2 separate regions of the Homo sapiens genome follow, and region 2 is linked to region 1. The links are chromatin contacts, found by Hi-C or POLR2A ChIA-PET in ENCODE. All regions are on one chromosome and are shown on one strand. The core of a region is the stretch at or near the end of the contact, and the rest is flanking DNA. Distances in the headings are between cores, read along the strand shown.

Region 1 (3,476 bases), core at 977-3,476:
AAAAGAGTAAGTGCTGGCACACAGGGTCCCAGGCTGCGTTAGCCCCTGTGTGCATGCTGCTTCCCAGTAATGAGGCAGGGAACACTTCTACCTGGGGCTTGAAACCCCCAGTGGGACAAGAAAACCCAGACCCCACCCCTCACCCCTTCCCTACCTGAACTCTTCCTCCTACACATCACAGCAGCGACCACAGCTCCGATGACCACAACTGCTAGGACAGCCAGGCCAGCAACAATGCCCACGATGGGGACGGTGGACTGGGAAGACGGCTCTGGGAAAGGAGGGGAAGATGAGGGGCCCTGACCCTGCTGAAGGGCTCCTGCTTTCCCTGAGAAGAGATATGACCCCTCATCCCCCTCCTTACCCCATCTCAGGGTGAGGGGCTTCGGCAGCCCCTCATGCTGTACATGGCATGTGTATCTCTGCTCTTCTCCAGAAGGCACCACCACAGCTGCCCACTTCTGGAAGGTTCTATCTCCTGCTGGTCTGGTCTCCACAAGCTCAGTGTCCTGAGTTTGGTCCTCGCCATCCCGCTGCCAGGTCAGTGTGATCTCCGCAGGGTAGAAACCCAGGGCCCAGCACCTCAGGGTGGCCTCATGGTCAGAGATGGGGTGGTGGGTCACGTGTGTCTTTGGGGGGTCTGATGGGAAGAGTCAGAAAATTCAGGCGCTTTGCATCTTTCATGGGACACCCTAGGACCACCCATGTGACCAGCCTGAGAATGGACAGGACACCTGGGGTGGGGAAGGGGCACAGAACCCAGACACCAGCCTGGACGCAGGCACCTGGGATAATCTCCTATTCATTGGAAAGTTCGAGTCTCTGAGCGGGGAACAGGGACTTCTGCTCCTGATCTGAGTGGAGGTAAAGTGACTCAGAAGTGCTGGAATCAGAGCCCCAAACACACTGAGTGTGAGGCAGAGAACAAGGCCTGAGAGGAAAAGTCACGGTTCCCAAGGCTGCTGCAGGGGTCAAAGGGGACCCCTGATCAGTATTCTAGGGACTGTCTTCCCCTCCATTTCCTCAGAGACGTCATTCCTTAATTGTCTAGAGAGAAGAGGGGGCCCTCAGAGGAAACTCAGGAAAACTCATGCCATTCTCCATTCAACGGAGGGCGACATTCTAGCGCTGATCCCATTTTCCTCCTCTTCTCGTGGGAGGCCATCCCCGGCGACCTATAGGAGATGGGGAAGGCTCCCCACTGCCCCTGGTACCAGCGCGCTCCAGCTTGTCCTTCCCGTTCTCCAGGTATCTGCGGAGCCACTCCACGCACTCGCCCTCCAGGTAGGCTCTCCGCTGCTCCGCCTCACGGGCCGCCTCCCACTTGCGCTGGGTGATCTGAGCCGCCGTGTCCGCGGCGGTCCAGGAGCGCAGGTCCTCGTTCAGGGCGATGTAATCCTTGCCGTCGTAGGCGTACTGGTCATGCCCGCGGAGGAGGCGCCCGTCCGGCCCCACGTCGCAGCCGTACATGCTCTGGAGGGTGTGAGACCCTGGCCCCGGCCCCGCGGTCAGCCCAGTCCCCCGAGCCCCGCCCCGCCCCGACCAACCCGCGGGGATTTTGGCCTCAACTGAAAATGAAACCGGGTAAACGCGCCTGGGGCTCTCGCCGGTCGAGGGTCTGGGCGGGTCCCGCGGCCTCAGGGAGGCGGATCTCGGACCCGGAGACTCGGGGCGACCCGGGCCGTACGTGGGGGATGGGGAGTCGTGACCTGCGCCCCGGGCCGGGGTCACTCACCGGCCTCGCTCTGGTTGTAGTAGCCGCGCAGGTTCCGCAGGCTCTCTCGGTCAGTCTGTGCCTGGGCCTTGTAGATCTGTGTGTTCCGGTCCCAATACTCCGGCCCCTCCTGCTCTATCCACGGCGCCCGCGGCTCCTCTCTCGGACTCGCGGCGTCGCTGTCGAACCTCACGAACTGGGTGTCGTCCACGTAGCCCACTGAGATGAAGCGGGGCTCCCCGCGGCCGGGCCGGGACACGGAGGTGTAGAAATACCTCATGGAGTGGGAGCCTGGGGGTGAGGAGGGGCTGAGACCCGCCCGACCCTCCTCCCGGCGCGGCTCCTCAGGTCCTGCGCCCCCGCCTGCGGTCCCCTCGCTCCTCCCGGCAGAGGCCATTTCCCTCCCGACCCGCACTCACCGGCCCAGGTCTCGGTCAGGGCCAGGGCCGCCGAGAGCAGCAGGAGGACGGTTCGGGGCGCCATGACCAGCATCTCGGCGTCTGAGGAGACTCTGAGTCCGGGTGGGTGCGTGGGGACTTTAGAACTGGGACCGCGGCGACGCTGATTGGCTTCTCTAGATATCCAATACCCAATGGGAGTGGGAAGTGGGGACGCGTCACGAGTATCCTGGAAGAAGGACCCGACACAAGTTGGGAGAAGAAGTGAAACTCAGGGGAGTGGGGAATCCCCAACGCTGCGCCTCCCCATTGCAGACGCGGCCCTCGGAGCCTGAGACCCTGAGAGCCCCGTCCGGGACCTGGGACTTCGTCCTGATCCCTCTTCTCCTACACCAAGCCTCTTTGTCACACTGTCTGCCTGAGTCCTGGACAAGGATCTGTCTGTGGAAACCAGGGAGAGACCCCCAGGCTGCGCCCAGCCCCTTCCCCTTCACTTCTCGTCCTGGAATCCCTGTCCCTGAACTGGACTCCCTGCCTCCCACTCCTTACCTCTCCTCTTGGACTCTTGTGTAGGGAAACTGAGCACGGGGAACTTGATGCCAGAGAGTGAGCTCGCCCTGGGAATGGAGGTGTAGAGACAGGGGTTTTCTCTTTAAACCTGGTGAAGTTTTCTCTGAAGGCACCGCATAGGGATTCTCATAGAGACCAGTTTCCTTTTTGTTTGTTAATACAGTAGGTAGCACAATATTGGTAATCCCTGAATGATTAGAATTCCAATTTGTAAAAGACCTGTGTCAAAACAGCATTACAATTAAACTCTCAAAGCTCCTAAGTTTTACTTTCCCAGACTGTGGATCTGTAACTCTGGGTTGTTGCATTTAAAATTATCTTCATTCCCCACCCTGAGTTTCCCTGTGTGAGTCCAGAACATCTCCTGAATATAAAGAAGCAGGGTTTGTTACTGTCTATTGCAACCGGGAGCCTGTAGTCATCACCTCAAAGTTGCGAGTGCTCCATGCAGTCCCAATGCTCTTCACCGACGCTGAAGCACTGCCTGTTTTCCTGAACTCTGCACATCCAAGCAGTGTGCGTATTTTATCTGAACACTTGGTATTTTTGTAACTCTTTTTTTTTTTAATCATAAGGAGCCAATTAGTTTTTAGGAAGTCCAACAAAATGTATTAAATACCGAATGCAAAGAACCCTCTGCCAGGCTCTTCCACTGCTTTAGAATTCTTTCTCCTGCTCCTTTTCCTCACCTCCTGCCTCTCCAGCCCTTCTGTCTGCCCCTCTCATCCCTCACACCCCCGCTCCCCTTAGTCCCCGCCACCCTGTCACTCCTGAATTGTGGCACTAACACTGTC
Region 2 (6,099 bases), core at 1,915-4,414, 260 kb after region 1:
TAATCCCAGCACTTTGGGAGGGCGAGGTGGGCGAATCATGAGATCAGGAGTTCAAGACCAGCCTGGCCAACATAGTAAAACCCCGTCTCACTAAAAATACAAAAAATTAGCCAGCTGGGCGTGGTGGCAGGTGCCTGTAATCCCAGCTACTCTGGAGGCTGAGGCAGGAGAATCACTTGAACCCGGGAGGTGGAGGTTGCAGTGAGTGGAGATTGCACCACTGCACTCTAGCCTGAGTGACAGAGTGAGACTCCATCTCAAAAAAAAGAAAAGAAATCTTTGCTCAAATATCACTTTTTCAGAGAACGCTTCTCTAACCACTCTATTTATTTTATTATTTTATTGTATTTTTTGAGACAGGGTCTCACTCTGTTGCCCAGACTGGAGTGTAATGGCACGGTCATGGCTCACTGCAGCCTTGATCTCCTGGGCTCAAGCGATCCTCTCACTTCAGCCTCCCAAGTGGCTAGGACCACAGGCGTAAGCCACCGTGTCTGGCCAGACCACCATATTTAAAACTGGGGACAAGTCAGGCTCACACCTGTAATCCCAGCACTTTGGGAGGCCAAGGTGGGAGGATCACAAGGTTAGGAGTTCAAGACCAGCCTGGCCAACTTGGTGAAACCCCATCTCTACTAAAAATACAAAAATTAGCCGGGTATAGTGGTGATCGCCTGTAATCCCAGCTATTCGTTAGGCTGAGGCAGGAGAATCGCTTGAACCCGGGAGGCAGAGGTTGCAGTGAGCTGAGATTGTGCCACTGCACTCCAGCCTGGGCAACAGAGCGAGATTCTGTCTCAACAAAAAAAGCTGGGTGCAGTGGCTCACGCCTGTAATCCTAGCACTTTGGGAGTCCGAGGTGGGTAGATCACCTAAGGTCAGGAGTTCAAGACCAGCCTGGTCAACATGGTGAAACCCCGCCTCTACAAAAATACAAAAATTAGCTAGGTATGATGGCAGGTGGCTGTAATCCCAGCTACTCGGAAGGCTGAGGCAGGAGAATCGCTTGAACCCAGGAGGCGGAGGTTACAGTGAGCTGAGATCAAGCCATTGCACTCTAGCCTGGGCGACAGAGTGAGACTCCGTTTAAAAAAAAAACAAAAAACAAAAAACAAAAAACTGGGGACCATTGGCAATAATACTCCTATGTCCCCTCTTCCCTACTTTGTTTTCCTCCATAGGCACCTGGCGCCTTTTTTTTTTTTTTTTTTTTTTTTTTGAGACGGAGTCTCACTCTGTTGCCCAGGCTGGAGTGCAATGGCGCGATCTCAGCTCACTGCAACCTCTGCCTCCCGGGTTTAAGCGATTCGCCTGCGTCAGCCTCCTGAGCAGCTGGGATTACAGGCACGCACCACCAGGCCCTGCTAATTTTTGTATTTTTAGTAGAGATGGGGTTTCACCATGTTGGTCAGGCTGGTCTCCAACTCCTGACCTTGTGATCCGCCTGCCCCAGCCTCCCAAAGTGCTGTGATTACAGGCGTGAGCCACTGCGCCTGGCCACCTAGCACCTTTAATATACTTATTTATTTGTATTGTCTGCCTTCCCCAATTAGATCAACCATGAAGACAAGAGTTTTCATTTGTTGGGTTCTCTGGGCCTAGAGGCATGTCTGGCATATAGTAAGCATTCAGTAAATATCTGTTGAGTGAACGTATGAATAAAGAAGTGAGTTCCTCCCAGCAGGCACTGAGAACATTGGGAGTACAGGGTTGCAGCTCTCTCTGCAGCAGGAGAATGTAGCTGCAATAAAGGGAAGTCAAGAAGCCAGAGTCCAGCCAGGTGCAGTGGCTCATGCCTGTAATCCCAGCACTTTGGGAGGCTGAGGTGGGTGGATCACAAGGTCAAGAGATAGAGACCATCCTGGCCAACATGGCGAAACCCCATCTGTACTAAAAATACAAAAATTAGCTGGGCGTGGTGGTGGGCGCCTGTAGTCCCAGCTACTCAGGAGGCTGAGGTAGGAGAATTGCTTGAACCCAGGAGGCAGTGGTTGCAGTGAGCCGAGATTGCACCATTGCACTCCCGCCTGGGCGACAGAGCAAGACTCCGACTCAAAAAAAAAAAAAAAAGCAGCAGCAGCAGCCAGAGGCCACTCCAGCATCTCCCCTACCTGGCTTGGGTCAGGGAGAGGGCAGTGAGAAGTGAAAACTCCCAGCTACAGAAAAGGAAATATGTTGGGGGGAAGGGAGAAGGAAAGGTGTCTTCATCAATGCCGGGGCAGGGTAGATGGAGCCCTGGGCAGGGAGTTTGGACCAGGAAATCTCAATGAGGGAAATGTGCTGTCCTCACCTCTCCAAGAAGCGACTGGCCAAACAGAGTGACAGAGGGGATAAAGGTTATGCCTAGGGAGGCATGTGTCAGAGGCTATCATCCACTCTGTTGAACCCACAGTGACCAGCACCACCATCACACAAACATGCCTGCATGTGTGCACGCACGTGCAGTGTGCAAACCTGATGTCAGCCTCACTCCCTGGCTCTTCTGTCCACAAACGCTGTTTCTTTAAGTACCACTTTCAGTTCCTCCAAAGAATCTACTTAAACTCTTAAATTCCTGATCTCTATAGATTTTACTAAAGATTTCAAAGGAGATAAGATGAGAGGGTTACGTTGCACATTCTAAAGCAAACAAATTAAAATGTTTTGTTAGACATTTCCATATTTTTAAGGGCCTCCTTGGAGCTGCCAGGCTGGGAGTGAGGTTTCTCTCCCTTTCTAAACCCTGTGCCCATCTTGTCACCCTCCTGGAGCTGCCAGCAGACTTCAGATTCTTCTCCGATCTACAGAGCAGAAAAATTCAGCCAGCCCTTCCTTGTCTTCCTATCCACAGCTGCCTGCCCAGACTCATGAAACCTGACAAAATGCAAGGTCTTATCATTACCTGAACCTTGGACCTGTTCAAAAATACTAGTTCCTGAGAATAAATATCCCTGGTGTCTTCCTGCCCTTCCTGCACACCTCCAGTGGCTTATCAAAATATTTGTTTCATGCGCACACTGGGCTCTCATTTAAGAGGAATTTGGGAGAATGTTATTTTCTAATCTGCATTTCACACCAGGCTCCCCCTCCTTCCTGGGGTGCTAGTGTCAGCAGAACCTGATGGGGAAGTGAGGTCTGGGAGGCAGAGGAGGAAGGAATGAGGGGAAAGGGGAAGTTTGGGAGGAAGGCTTCTGAGAAGACTGGTGGGAGAGAAGGAGAGCCTGCAGACAGAGGCCTCCAGCTTGGTCTGTCTCCCCACCTCTACCAGCATCTGCTGAGCTATGAGCCAAACCAGGGATTTACAGGGTAGGGAGGGTGGGATAGGCAGCGGCATTAGATCGGAGGAATGAGATGGACAGACCTGGGCTGTGGGCTAGGAGGGCAGTCAGCTGGCCTAGGGTAGCCCGGGCTGGTGTCAGGGTAAGGAGAGGAAGGGAGGGATGAGGGCTGATTAATTTTTTTCACCCCACAGGAGGAAAAGCTTTCGGACTGCTGAAGGCCCAGCAGGAAGAGAGGCTGGATGAGATCAACAAGGTAGAAGGAAGAACTAAGGGGGCAGAGCCAGGGGGATGGGGCGTGGATGGGGAGGGCCTACCCTGGCTCTTATTTTCCCCTCCATAGCAATTCCTAGACGATCCCAAATATAGCAGTGATGAGGATCTGCCCTCCAAACTGGAAGGCTTCAAAGGTGAGGGGGAAACTGTAGGCGGTGGAGACAGGGCTGGGGGTAGGAGGGTTAGGATTTCCACAAGAACAAGGCAGGAACAGCAGAGATAAAAAGTTTACTTTTGTGGTAGCAAAAGGGGAACCTGCCTTTATTGCCCTCCTGCCACACTGCGGTCCCTTTCCCGGGCCTGCCTCTCTCAGCATCCCCTCTAGCTCCTTACACCCTAGCGGGGCCCCTCAACTCCCCAACCCCACTTCCTCTGCCTGCCCCTCCTCCTCCTTCCACGTTGTCTCCTCCACCTAGCAGTTGGTTGGCAACCCCTTCCTCAGTCCCCTGCTGAAAACCCTCCAGTCAGCGCTTATCCCTTCTGCTCTCTCCCCTCACCCAGAGAAATACATGGAGTTTGACCTTAATGGAAATGGCGATATTGGTGAGAAACGGGTGATTTGCGGGGGCAGGGTGGTGTGCAGGCCTAAGAAGACAGAGGTCTCTCCTACATGCTCCATTCCTCATGATTTGGGAGGGGGCCCACCTACCACAGTGGGAGGAAGGAGAATGGGGATGCGGAAGTGGGAGAGGAGAGAGAGGGTCTCCCCACCTTCTCCCCATCCCCATCCTCTGCCCCCAGATATCATGTCCCTGAAACGAATGCTGGAGAAACTTGGAGTCCCCAAGACTCACCTAGAGCTAAAGAAATTAATTGGAGAGGTGTCCAGTGGCTCCGGGGAGACGTTCAGCTACCCTGACTTTCTCAGGATGATGCTGGGCAAGAGATCTGCCATCCTAAAAATGTGAGTGTCAATTTCCAACCTCCCCTGTACTTACCTGTTTTCTCCTCCCCCATCCCTACCCTTGTCCACAGGCTCAACATTTCTACACGTTGCCCATCATCCCTTCTTCCATCCTTAGAGGGACCCTTCCAAGGTCCCGACCCCATCCCTATCCATAGTCCTGGTCCCCAGAAACTCCAACCCCTGCCCTTCCTCTTCCCCCTTCCACCCTCACATCCCCATCCCCTTCTAGCCTTTCCTAGCACCCTATGATTTATTCCCTTGAGAGGAGTGTTCCCTGATCCCTGTGCCTCTTCCCATCTCAACCAGGATCCTGATGTATGAGGAAAAAGCGAGAGAAAAGGAAAAGCCAACAGGCCCCCCAGCCAAGAAAGCTATCTCTGAGTTGCCCTGATTTGAAGGGAAAAGGGATGATGGGATTGAAGGGGCTTCTAATGACCCAGATATGGAAACAGAAGACAAAATTGTAAGCCAGAGTCAACAAATTAAATAAATTACCCCCTCCTCCAGATCAAGTCAGCTTAGTTTTTATTTGGGTGATTTTTTTCCTGGGTTTGGGAAGGAGAGACAGGTCTTGAGGGAAAGGTGGCAAGGATTTGGCCATATGAACAATCCATCAACAACGCTATAGTGTGTCCACTACAGCAGATGGTTTCACGCACCAAGGGGGATTCCAGCTGTGTAAGACAGCCTTAACCTCAAAGAATGCAGGCAGGTCAAAAACACATGTCCAAACAAGGTACTCAGGCCCATGACAGATTTCATGAAGAGCAAGGAATACCATGAACCAACATTCTCCACCACTATAAGCTTTGTCACTTTGACAAATCACTCAGCCTCTGTGAGGCTTTTTTCTAAAAATGGGGATAAAGTGACCTATGCTATTGTGCCTGACATATCATAAGCCCTCAATAATGTTTAAAACTTGAATGAGCCGGGGCCGATGGCTTATGCCTGTAATCCCAGCACTTTGGGAGGATGGGGTGGGCAGATCACCTGAGGTCAGGAGTTCGAGACCAGCCTGACGAACATGAAGAAACCCCGTCTCTACTAAAAATACAAAATTAGCCTGGTGTGGTGGCGCATGCCTGTAATCCCAGCTACTTGGGAAGCTGAGGCAGGAGAATCTCTTGAACCCAGGAGGTGGAGGTTGTGGTGATCCGAGATCGCATCATTGCACTCCAGCCTGGGCAACTAAAAAGCGAACTCCGTCTCAAAAAAAAAAAACCGAACATACAAACAAACAAAAAACACTTGAATGGGTAGATGAATGAAAGAACTGGTGCTATTAAATAAAGCAAAGAATTTACAGCTGGGCGTGGTGGCTCACGCCTGTAATCCCAGCACTTCAGGAGGCCGAAGCGGGCAGATTACCTGAAATCAGGAGTTGGAGACCAGCCTGGCCAACATGGTGAAACCCCATCTCTACTAAAATACAAAAAATTAGCTGGGCATGGTGGCAGGTGCCTGTAATCCCAGCTACTCGGGAGACTGAGGCAGGAGAATCGCTTGAACCCGGGAGGTGGAGGTTGCGGTGAGCCGAGATCACGCCATGGCACTCCAGCCTGGGTGACAAGAGTGAGACTCTGTCTCAAAAAAAAAAAAAAAAAAAAAAAAAGACTGGAAGGAGAAACTCATTGGAGACAATGACTATGGACATCC

The links. A loop is a pair of places that touch in the nucleus more often than their neighbours do. ChIA-PET counts read pairs that join two places held with the same protein, here RNA polymerase II (POLR2A). Pooled maps may share reads with other maps.
Region 2: a pooled map shows a loop between it and region 1 (7-fold over the local background). The contact joins the promoter of AIF1 here to the promoter of HLA-B in region 1. A Hi-C loop is called at or near these places in 1 of 37 single-sample maps with no recorded cell type and 7 of 50 pooled maps. POLR2A ChIA-PET finds 5 or more read pairs at or near these places in 1 of 52 experiments (GM12878).

Annotation. Positions count from the first base shown.
Region 1 is chr6:31,354,953-31,358,428 of GRCh38, forward strand. HLA-B (major histocompatibility complex, class I, B) reads right to left here and starts at 2,227. Exons shown (of 8, transcript NM_005514.8): 1 at 2,134-2,227; 2 at 1,736-2,005; 3 at 1,215-1,490; 4 at 365-640; 5 at 155-271. The coding sequence starts at 2,206. MIR6891 (microRNA 6891) reads right to left here and starts at 364; the gene lies at 272-364. RefSeq lists an enhancer at 1,670-2,293.
Region 2 is chr6:31,612,070-31,618,168 of GRCh38, forward strand. AIF1 (allograft inflammatory factor 1) reads left to right here and starts at 3,165. Exons shown (of 6, transcript NM_001623.5): 1 at 3,165-3,285; 2 at 3,452-3,513; 3 at 3,601-3,667; 4 at 4,035-4,076; 5 at 4,275-4,437; 6 at 4,747-4,946. The coding sequence starts at 3,261. The coding sequence ends at 4,831. RefSeq lists enhancers at 3,430-3,930, 3,931-4,431.